Regions from separate parts of the Homo sapiens genome. Here region 2 is linked to region 1. A link is a contact called in ENCODE Hi-C data. All regions are on one chromosome and are shown on one strand. Each heading gives the region's core, a stretch centred on a gene start or an enhancer-like site at or near the end of the contact. The rest is flanking DNA. Distances are from core to core; before and after follow the strand shown.

Region 1 (5,616 bases), core at 1,856-4,355:
AAAGAAAAAAGAACTCTGTCCTGTGTCAAGCATTGTTTTGAGTGCTGGGGAGGCCACAGTGAATGAAACAAAAATCCTTGCCCTTGGGAGCTTAAAATCTAAAAGGGAGAAATAGACAATTAACAAATATACGTATATCAGGTGATGAAAGAAAAAGCAAGGGAAGGAGGTCAAGAATGTGGAGGACATTATTTCAGGGAGTGGTGGTCAGGGAAGGCCTCTCTGGGGAGCTGACATTTAAGTGGAGCTTTGAAAGATGTAGGGGAGTTAGCCATGTGGGTGTCTGAAGGAAGAACCTTCCCAGTCGGAGGAGACATCAAGGGCAAAGGCCCTGAGGTAGGGCCATGCGTGGCTGTTGGGAGGATTAGGGAATTGGAGGCAATGTCTAAGACACACCCAGCACAGCCCCTGGCTCTGAGTGGGGGTTCAATCAATAGCAGTTATTATTTGTACTCATTTTATGAAAAATGCAAGAGAAGTCATTTTCCATTATTATAAAAGTTCTTGAAGGCTTTGTGGATTGATGACTTTATTCCCTTTTCTTCTTTTGTTTTTCTGAATCAGAACCAGCAAGTCCAACCCCCAAGCCCACCTGCCAGCCCGCCTCTGTGCCCCCAGTCCCAATCCGGCAGGAATGTTTGACATGCAGTGGTGCTGGAGGGAGGGAGTGTGTAATTAATGATGGTTATTAAATAATAATGCCAGCATCTTGAAGTTCTTTCCTCTCCACAGCCTCACAAATTAGACGCCTTCGAAATGTTGTGCCCGTCGCCAAGATGCACCTCCATCTGGGGTGGAAGCAACATCTGCTAAACAGCTGCATCTTGTTTAAGAGCTGGTACTTAATTCAATTATTCAGCTCTGATAGGGGCAGGCAGAGCTGAGCGGAAGGGGCAGGCCCAGTCATGGGCATATGCTGCTCCACGTCTTCCCAAGTTGACCCAAACTCCTCTCCCACAGCGTCCCCACTCGCATCTGTTGATTCAACCAACCTAGACATCTGTACATTTCCAGAACCGGCCATGCTCACTCATGCTGCCTCCTTGCTTTTTACTCAAGCTGTGTGCCCCTGCCAGGAACACTCTTCTGCTGCCTGTCCAACTCCCGTGTCCTTCGAAAGGCCCAACTCAAACATCAGTATCTCCTCCAGGACAGAGCATAGGGAATTACCTCCCATGAGCTCTCTCGGTGCTTCATGCATTCCTTAACTGGAGCATTCATAACATTACATTGCAATTTTGTGTACCCTGCTGTTTTGTAAGCCCCTTAGGCTGGGAACCATGTGTATTTCATTCTTGTTATCTCAGCATTGTACCTGACTCCCCATAGACACACCCAGCACAGCCCCTGGCTCTGAGTGTTTAGTTAATGGATGGATGGATGGGTGGGTGGGTGGATGGATGGATGGATGGATGGGTGGGTGGGTGGATGGGAGGGTGGATGGATGGATGGATGGATGGATGGATGGATGGATGGATGCATGCATGGATGGATGGGTGGGTGGATGAATGGGTGGATGGGTTGGTGGGTGGATGGATGGGTGGGTGGATGGATGGGTGGGTGGATGGATGGGTGGATGGATGAATGGATGGATGAAGAGATAGAAGAATGGAAGAAAGGAGGGAAGAACAAAGCGGTAGACAAACAGATGGACCCACTGCCACCATCTAAATCCAAACAACCATCATTTCTCACTGAAACACTGGGGTCTCTCACTGGTCTTTCAGTTTCTACTCTTGCCCCCAGTAGTCTCTTCTACTCAAAGCACTTAGTAATCTTTTGAATATGGATTTATATCATGTCACTCCCCTGTTAAAAACCTTCCAGTGGCTTCCATATTCCTAACCCTGACCTCCAAACCCCTATAGGAAACAGCCCCTGCTTATCCCTCTGATATCATCTCCTCTCTGTCCTATGCTCTGAATACTTGGGGAACCTGCCAAGCTCTCTCTCACCTCAGGACCTTTGAATCTGCTCTTCCCCTTTGCCTGGGACTCACTTCCCTGGATTTCTGTCAAGCTAGTATCTTCTTAAGTCTTCCAGTCTAGCTCTAATGCCACATCCTCAAAGAGACACTTCTTTACTTTGCCAGTTAAAATAGCCACCATTGTGGTCCTTAAAGGCCAAGGGGCCTGATCCAAATACCAATGCTTTGGCTGCTGAAACCCAACAGGCTTCCCAGAGCATCATCCTCAGCTGGGGTCGTGACGCAGACCTCCCCCAAGTGCCTGCCCTACAAGCCATCCCTTCCCTGGGTGCTCACTCCTCCTCTCCATCAACTAAAGATCCTTCATGAATGGGCTTGTCTGGAACTGCCGCAATTAAACTATCAGAGCAACATTGGACCATTTGTTTACTATGGCACTTAGAGCTGGAATGGCTTGTTGTTTTGACTGTTTCTATTTTCAGCTCCATTTCCTAGGGGTAGTGGGGAGAGGGTAGGCAATGAATCCTGGTCTGTTCAAGCAAAAAGATGCATCAGTGAAGCCTAGAATTTCAGAGTCACAGAATTCTAGCATCATTGTCATGGAATATGAGAGCAGTGAAAATCTATAATTTTGGTTATAGGTTCCTAGATTCACGAGATTCTAGAATCTTACTCAATGAAATTAGAATCTTAAAGTCAGACAAATTTAGACTCAAAGTCCTAGAGTGATGGGCTCTGAGGAGACTGTCACTTTGTCTACTCCATATCTCTTTCCCAGAAGATCTTCTCTGGGTACCTTATCCACAACGTTCCCCCCTACCGACCCACAGCCTGTCACTCTCTATTGTTTTAATTTTTCTTTATGGCTCTGATCACCACCTGACATTTGATCTGTTTCTCTGTTCATTTGCTTATTGCCTGTCTCCCTCACATGTGAGATTGAGGTCAGGAACTTTGTTTTGTTCAACGTTTAGAACAATGCCTGGCATGTTCTAAACAGTACTCAGAACAATGCCTGGCATGAAGTAAGGGCTAAAAAAAGCAGTGCCCATTCATCCAAAAAATATTTATTGCATCCCCACTTCATATTGGTGCCTCAGAGATGATCTTCTCTCAGGACAGGAAGCAGGTCTCACTTTGCATGCCAAATGCAATTGGCAGTAGATACCCAGAGCACGGTGTTGAAAAGACTTCTTGGGGCTTATCCAAGCTCCGTGGGGAAGGGCAATTGATGAGCAATGTCTGGCATAGACTCAGCCATGGGAAAAAGTGGCCATCTCTGCTCTGGCCTCCAACCCTGCACTGAAAAAAACTGAGGTCCAGAAGAAGATGCACTGGGCATGCATGGGGTGCATAGCCAGAGTTAGAACCCCATCTTCAGTCTCCCCTCAGTGTTGGTTCCTGAGCCCAAGCCTCTCACAAGCACCTGTGTGTGCCCTCCCCTCCCCATCAGCCCTTAGGCTCTCCCTCCCCCGAGGCCTTCCTGGGATGAAGGGGCTGCTGGAGTCCCTGGCCCTGAACCACAGCCTGGGAACCCAATTCTGGAACACCGCCTGAATGCGCAAGCCAGTTATTTTTAAAAATCCAAAAAGAAAAGGAAGAAAGAGAAAGCTCACTGCTTCGGTCTCCGCACTAGCCCTGGCTCAGAGAATAGAGACTTGAAAGGAACAAAGGGTTTCCTCAAACACAGCAGATCAAGGCCTTGGCTTATGTGGTAACCGGTAACCGACCACCGCGCTTTGTGACAAATCCTTCAGAAGGCAACGGCCTCTGTTCCCTCTGCAGCCTTGGCAGAAGGAGGTGGGGGAGCAGGGGACACCCTTCCCCATCGCCCCCCAGCCCCAGTCGGGCTGCTTACAATCATGGACTTCGAGAACCCCTGACTGTTAGGACCTCAAAGGCCTTCACAGAGCATGGAATCCAACCCGCTCTGGGTCAGCCAGGCAGGCAGAAGCCCTGGACAGGCTCAAGGTCACACTTTCCTCCTCCCTGGGTTCTCTTTGAAGGAGGTGGAGACCAGGGAAGTGCACCCAAGCCTCCATTTCCTCTTGAACCCATCACAGCTGCCTGAGATGCCCTCTCAGAACTCTCCCAGCTACCAAGATTCCTACTTCTTTTTTTCCTCCTGTGGATTTCTTCTTCCAAGGTGCCTGTGGGGTGTGGTTTGACCCCTGGAGACCTGGGGGTCTCCAGGTACACAGCAGGAGTACACAGAGGGGTACACAGGAGGGGTCTGCTGGTGGATTATGAGATCACAGAAGGACTACAGTCCACCCTACACTCCAGGTTGGACAATAGCAGCTGACTCAGGTGCTGTGCCAAGCCCTTTGCAGTGAGGCCTCCTGTAGGCACCGTGGCGATCCTATGATGTAGATAGGCATTGTTAGCCCCATTTTCCAGACAAGAAAGCCAAGGCTCCAAAAGACTGAGTAAGGGCCCCAAGGGGGTTGGCAGGGATTGGCAGAGCTGATGCTTGAACTCGGGGTTGCCTGTCTTCTAAACCACACTCTGTTAACTGGTCTGCTCTGCCCCACCCTCTGTGCATCAAAGGCAGGCAATGCTTCACCCCACTCTCAGGCACTGAGGAAGGCAGCAGAGGGGCCGGGCTGGGAACAAGGGGCTTCCCTCCATTGGAGGCCATTGTGCTCACAAGCCACACACTCGCACCTGCACGCAGGCTGCAGAGCCCATCAGGTCTCCTCATCCACCCCTCCATGTCAGCCTCTCTCCCCTGCCTCCTTCCTGACTTGCAATTTCTCTGGCTCTTTTCTACCCCATCTGTCAATCTGCATCGTCTCCATTCTGTGGGCCTCTCTCTCTTTATCATTTTCTGCCTCTAGCTCTGTCTCTTCCCCAGCCCTCCCCATTTCTCTATTCCTATGTCTTCCCTTTTTGTCTCTCTGCATCTGTGTGCTACTTTCTCTCTCCTCAGCATGCTTGTTCTGTCTCTCTCTCTCCCTCTCTCTCTCTCTCTCTCTCTCTGTCTCTGTCTCTCCCTCCCACCTCTCCCCCCACAATATTCTGTCTCTCCTTTAATCCTCAATATCCAGGGTTTCAGTGTCTCCATGTCTCTTCCCCCAGCCCATCTCTCCCTCTCTATTCTTACACATCTCTCCCTTTCTCCCTAGCATTATCTCCCTCTCCCTCTGTCTCTGCTCTATCCTCCCTTGCTTTCCCTCCTGCCTCTCTTTCTGGGTGTGTGTGGGTGTGTATGTGCCTTGTCTCTCTCTCTCCCTCTTTCTCTCTCTCTCTCTCTCTTTCTCCCTGCCTCTCTCCATCCCTCTGTCACTCTATCTCCCTCCCTTTGTCCTTGTCTCTGTCTCTTTCTGCTTCTCTGTCTCTTTCTGTCTTCCTCTCTGTTTTTCTCTCTCTTTCTGTCCCTCTGTCTCTTTCTCTGTCTCTTCGTATCTCTCTGCATATCTCTCGTTTCTGTCTCTCTGTCGCTGTTGCTGTCTCTGTCTCCCCTTCATCCGTGTCCCTGCTTCTCCCCTTCTCTCTCTGCCTGTCTCTCTAGCCTTCCTCACCTTCCCCTTGCCACCCTTCCTGGAGTGGCTCCTCTGTCGCACCCCCACACTGACACACAATATTCCAGCAAATCCCGGCTTAGCTGTAGGGGGGAACAAGGAGGGATTGGTCAGGGGTATTCCAAAAAGTGGATTTCAGAAGTGAGGTGGGATTGTTATGTTAAA
Region 2 (5,616 bases), core at 1,887-4,386, 320 kb after region 1:
TTCCTACTCCAAAGCCCATGCCTTGAGAGAACACCACCTCCAAGCCACGCTCCTCTGCATTTGGGGCCTGCCCCTGGATATCTGCCTGTGGGTGAGCTGCCTTGGTTTGGTCTCCTGGTCAGGGCTCAGATGTCGTAAGGCGTGGACCTGTGGTCTTCTGGGTTGTCATGGAGCACTGCGAAGCTCCTGTTGTATATGTTGTATAATCTCTGCCCTCTTGCTCCTCTTTTTCCTAACATTTTGCCCGTTCTGTATACCCGAAGACTGAAAACAGTGTTATCCCATTTGTCAGTACTCCCATTCCTTCGACCCTGACAACAGGCACGTTCACAGCACAGTCATCCCTGTTTTTGCCCTACTTTAAGCACCACAGTTGGGAGTGCAGCCTTAGAGGAATGATGCATCAGGAAGCGTGACTCCCTGGCCTTGGTGCCTCTGAGTGATTGGAGGAGACATTCGTGCTGGGGCCACCGAACCCCCAGGGCTGGCATGTTGATGTCTGAATGTGAAAAGCCAGATGCTTTGGTGTATTAAACAAGTGAAGAATGACTAACCCCACTTAGAGGAAGGAGAGGACTGCCGTCTGTGACCCTGACAGATGACTTTGCCTCTGTGCACTTGTGAGGCCTGCTTGCTCCACAGCACGATATGCTGAAAATTAATAACCTGAGCCTCAGTTTGCTCATCTGTAAAATGAGGATAATTCTTACATGGTCCTTTGGACAAATGAGGTGTTGCATATTCAGTTTGCACGGCAGCTAGCATGTCATAGGTATCATTAGCTACAGTGATAATGCCACTACACAGGACTGCGGGTGAATTTAGGTAGGAGTGAATTCTTGGCTAGCCACCCAATAATACCCCACTTTGAGTTTATACTGTACCTTAGTCTATGAGTATGCCAATGGGATGACTTTCTTTTCTATTAACTAAATCTGAGAGTCAGGATAGAAAGAGAAAATTGGGCTTTGGGTTTGAAGTCCCAGTCTGTGATACCCTAAGAACCAAAATGACCATTAACATGAATGACAGCAAGATCGATCTTACTGAATGCCCCACCCTGGGTCAGGTGCCATGACAGGCAATTTACTTGAAGAATTCTTCACTCTTCACAGCAGGCCCCTGAAGAGGAAAGAGTTCCATGCCCATTTTCTAGTTTAGGAGAAGGAGATCATGGAAGTAGCTAGTAAATGGCAGAGCTTGCATTTGAACCAGGACTGTCTGCCATAGAGCCTGTGTTCTTCCCTGAGGGAGCACTGGAGTGACGATAAACCTCGTGGTTACCAGACTTCCACATTTCCTAAGATGGTGCAATTTTAAAAACTGGGGAGGCAGGTCCAGGAGGGAAGCAATTTTTAAAACCATTCCTACTTACTTTCATCATCATTTCATCAAAGAAATGATGTTTTAGGCCAGGCATGGTAGCTCATGCCTGTAATAATCCCAGCACTTTGGGAGACCAAGGCAGGAGGATTGCATGAGCGAAGCCAGGAGTTTGAGACCAGCCTGGGCCACATAATGAGACCCCGTCCCTACAAAAATAAAAATTAAATCTAGCCAGGTGTAGTGGCATGTACCTATAATCCCAGCTGCTCAGGAGGCTGAGGCAGGAGGGTTGTTGAGCCCAGGAATTTAATGCTGCAGTGAGCTATGGTTGTGCCACTGTACTCCAGCTTGGGTGACAGAGTGAGACCCTGTGTCTTAGAAAAGAAAGCAAAAGGTAATGACATTTTGACACTAATAAAGTAGGAAGGCCATCCTTTTAGAGTAAGGGATAATCACCAAGGTATTCTGTGCCTGCAGGCTGAGGAGTAGGGGAAGGAGGTGAACACGTGAGCCATCCTTGTCTCCAGCCCCATCCTGCTGTGCATGTTCCCCTCATATCTCCCAGGCTTCTGTTCTCCAAGCTGCTAATGGCCTTCATGAAAGTAGTTCAGTTTCTCAGTCTTCTTAAACAGACCAGACACCTGCCTGACTGGCAGAGAAGCTTGCTGGAAGACCGTTCACTGCCTGGTTGGCACCATGTCCCCTTTTGTCCCCCGAGCACTAGACCTGTGCACAGGCACGTAAGCCTTCCATGAGCCTTTTTTCTGAGTGAGTCTATTTATAAATGAAGGGATTAGATGGGTTTTAAACTCCACTTAAGACTCTTCTTGTCTTCTCTAGGAAGGGATTTTGCATCGTTACATGTCAAAAGCAGGGGATTTGGAGTGAGACTGCCCTGAGTTAAACCCTTTTCTCTACCACTTACTGTCTATGAGGCTGTTCTCTCTGAGCTTCAGTTTTCTCATCTCTAAGACGAGGGGGACGATAACCCCTACCTCTTAGGGTTGCTGGGGTGAAATGAGGCAATGGATGTAAAACACTCGATCCTTTAACAGTGATTGGAAAGCAGTGTTGCTTTACGAGGTTGTTGCCTATAACACAGTTAGAACTTGCACAGACAGACTGCTCAATAAGTGATTGCTGTTACGCCAGTTACAGAGAAATAAGAAGGTGGGGTGCACTGAGAGAACTTGGTCCAAGAGCTGAAATGAGAAAGGTAAGGATTCATAGCACATTTTCCCAGATCACTGACACCTTCCACCCCCAAGGTCATCTCAGGTGCAAGCTACTGGAACCATTGCTGAGCCGGCTTTGGAAGCACTGATTGAAGACTATCATAGTGCAGAGACTTTGGGTAGTAAAGCTGGAAAACTTTGGATTAAGTGCTGGTTCTACTGCTCAGCAACTCTGGTGTGGGGCAAGTTGCTCCATTTCTCTGGGCCTGTTTTCTTGTGAAAACTGGCCAAATCCCTCCTCACAGTAATCATGGAAGGGCACTACAGATGTCAGTTGCAGGTTTATCACATCACCACTTTTCATTATGCTTAGCAGGTGTGATTTTTGCCCTCAAGGAGCGGGCTCTGGTCAGAGGTAGGGGTTCCACAGAGAGGAATGAGAAGAGCCCCGGTAGAAGCTGGTAGCCAGGCAGTCAGGCACAGCCTGAGCAGTCAGGGAGCTGAGATGTGGCATCTGCTAGGATGAAGCACCACAAGCCTAAGGCCTCCCCAAGGGCCCACTGGGGCTGAGACCTACACCCTTTATTGTGCCCACAAGTACCTGGGAGGGTCTGTGCTTAAACTCAGAACCATGTGGTCTGAGCCATTCCTGTTCATAGCTACAGAAAGCGCCTCCACTACCTTCGGTGAGCTTACTGTGCTGTTAGCTCCCTGGGAAAAATGCTCTTTCTGTGATGGCAGATGGGAAAAGAACCCCAAGCCAAGATCCTCTCCCCAGTAGAGAGCCCTCTTATTTTCCTTCTTTGTGCCCACAAGAGAGAACCAGACTCAGACCTGTAGGCTGTTCTGAGGCTTCCAACAGGAGGGCCAGAGCCAGTGCCAGAGCTAGAGGGAGCAGGGAGGAGCCTTTGGGAAATGTCAGCTTCACTTCCTGGCATGGGACCCAGTGATTACAGCGGTCATTACAAGCTGGTGTCTCAGGAGTTCTTGCAGAGTGCTGTGCTGTTGGTCTGACCTTCTGTAGTCACACTGTGTTCTGCTAGTTTATTATGTAAAAAGGAACCTCTGGTTTCTGAACCTGCCTCCTTGCCAACACTGCTTTTCAGCTGCCACATGCTACCTTCCTGCTGATGGGCATCCTTTTCAGGAGATTGTCCGCAGGGAGGGAGGAAAGGAATGCTGGAAAGTCATAACTGGTCCCAAAGATTATTTTAGCACATCACATGTGGCTGTATAATTTCTCATCGTATTTCACAAGGTCTTAATGTCTCAGATGGTGAGGGCCTACCCTAAATACCCTCTTCCCCCATCTTCAGGTTGATCTGCTGTGTCTACGGAAAGCACGGAGAGAAAGCAATAGGCATGCTAAATAGAGCTAGAGTTTGAGATGGCTGCTGAATCATCAGGGAATATGTTTATGATGATTTTCTTTTTCCAAGTCAAAAACTGGGATACAAGACCCACAAGTGGATTTTTTTGAGGGGAATTAACAGACCAAGGAACAGAAGCAGCAGAGTGAAAGACTGGGCCCGAGAAATCCTGTATTTTCTTTCCAGATCAGCCACACCCACTTTCTTGGTCACCCGCTCCCTGGGCAGTAGAGCAGGGAGTCACATAGTCTAACCTCCCGTTTGGCAGTGTGGAAGCTCTCCTTTGTCCACTGGGCATGGAAGAGTCCAGACAAGACCCCACATCTGGACCTTTCTATTGGAGCTGCCAGCTTTTCTTGTTCATTAAAGTACCCTATTTTTCCTATTAAAAACTAAAATATAACATTGGTGTGTGTTCATTATTAAAAATCAGAAGTGAGGGAAGAGGAAAATCCAGTCACAACAAGCACAACATGTTGGTGTATTTATTGTCAGATTTTCCTACACTGAGGGGTTTGTGTTTTTACATAGTTATGGTCATGCTGTGCGCTACACAACTTTGTAACCTACCCTTTTCCACCTACCCCAGGGAAGTGCTTTTGTCATAATCTTCAAAATGTCATGCAATGATCTCATTTCCTCTGTAGTATATCAGTGCGTTGAAGGATCATTTGCTTACTTAATCCTTATTTTTGGACTTGTGAGTTGTTATATTTCAGTGAACTTCTTTATCCATAAAGTTCTTTTCATATTTAGGTTTATCTGTTAAGCTTGGCTTTCAGGAGTAGAATTTCAGGGAGCTACCAATCTAAACACCTTTGAAGCCCTAAAAACAGTGCCAGACTACCTTCCAGAAGCCTTATCCCCTCCTCCAGCAGTGTGCGGGGCACCCTCACCAGCCAGAAACACTTTCAGTGGTTGCGTGGCTGAGAACCATGGCCTGTTCAGATTTAACACGTTTATAGTCTCTGGTTGGGGACAGTTGGCCAGGAAGGGGTAGAGTCATTGAGTATGTTTGTCCCTGCTGTGGGCCAGGAACCTGAGTCATTCCACCCAGACCTCAACCAAGAGTCCCCAGTGCTCAGAGGGAGAAACTGAGGCCAACAGACAGTAAATTATCCAATATTGTCCTATCCTGCTGCCTCTTGGGAGGACTGGCCAGGTCCCTTCCCAGGAGCTGAGGACAACGAGCTGGTGTTGTCAGCCCGCACAGGTGGCAAGTCATGGCAGCCACGGTGCTGGCTCTGCCTGACAAAGAAAGGCACGCACAGTGAAAGACTTGTCTGCTTTGGTCATTCGGGCACTTTAAAAACTCCTAGATGGGCCAAGGTAGGTGGATCACTTGAGCCCAGGAGTTCAAGACCAGCCTGGACAACATGACAAAACGTCGTCTCTACTAAAAATATAAAAATTAGCCTGGCGTGGTGGCATGTGCCCTGTAGTCACAGCTACTCAGGAGGCTGAGGTGGGAGGATCACTAGAGCACAGGAGTTCAAGGTTGCAGTGAGCTGTGATCAAGGCACTGTACTCCAGCCTGGGTGACAGAGCAAGACCCTGTCTCAAAAAACCTCCTAGATGATTCCATGTGCAACGAGGCTGGAGCACTGTTGCCCTAGATGGCCCGCCCTGCCCAGGACAGCGCTATACTTAGCACTGATCCGATAGCTCAGAGTGGGCGCTGCCCAAGACTAATCTCTGTGGGCCCTTGTATTCTAGGCCTCCAGTAGAATAAGCCACTGAAGGGC

The links. Hi-C counts contacts between places; a loop is a spot of excess contacts on that map. Pooled maps may share reads with other maps.
Region 2: a map of heart right ventricle shows a loop between it and region 1 (2.0-fold over the local background). The contact joins two enhancer-like sites. A Hi-C loop is called at or near these places in 3 of 168 maps with a recorded cell type or tissue (cardiac septum, heart right ventricle and sciatic nerve) and 1 of 50 pooled maps.

The regions. Positions count from the first base shown.
Region 1 is chr20:1,813,531-1,819,146 of GRCh38, forward strand. No RefSeq gene overlaps it. Among named protein-coding and RNA genes, the nearest start is that of SIRPA, 79 kb to the right of the region's middle. RefSeq lists a silencer at 2,793-3,087. Within about 2 kb of position 3,106, at least 10 of the 41 ENCODE cell types and tissues checked have a DNase peak (open chromatin) inside an H3K27ac peak, as active enhancers do; they include heart right ventricle, where a contact is called at or near this core.
Region 2 is chr20:2,137,325-2,142,940 of GRCh38, forward strand. All of the region lies in intron 3 of STK35 (serine/threonine kinase 35), which reads left to right. LOC124900458 (a long non-coding RNA gene) reads left to right here. Exons shown (of 2, transcript XR_007067499.1): 2 at 1-4,274. Among named protein-coding and RNA genes, the nearest start is that of STK35, 38 kb to the left of the region's middle. Within about 2 kb of position 3,137, at least 6 of the 41 ENCODE cell types and tissues checked have a DNase peak (open chromatin) inside an H3K27ac peak, as active enhancers do; they include heart right ventricle, where a contact is called at or near this core.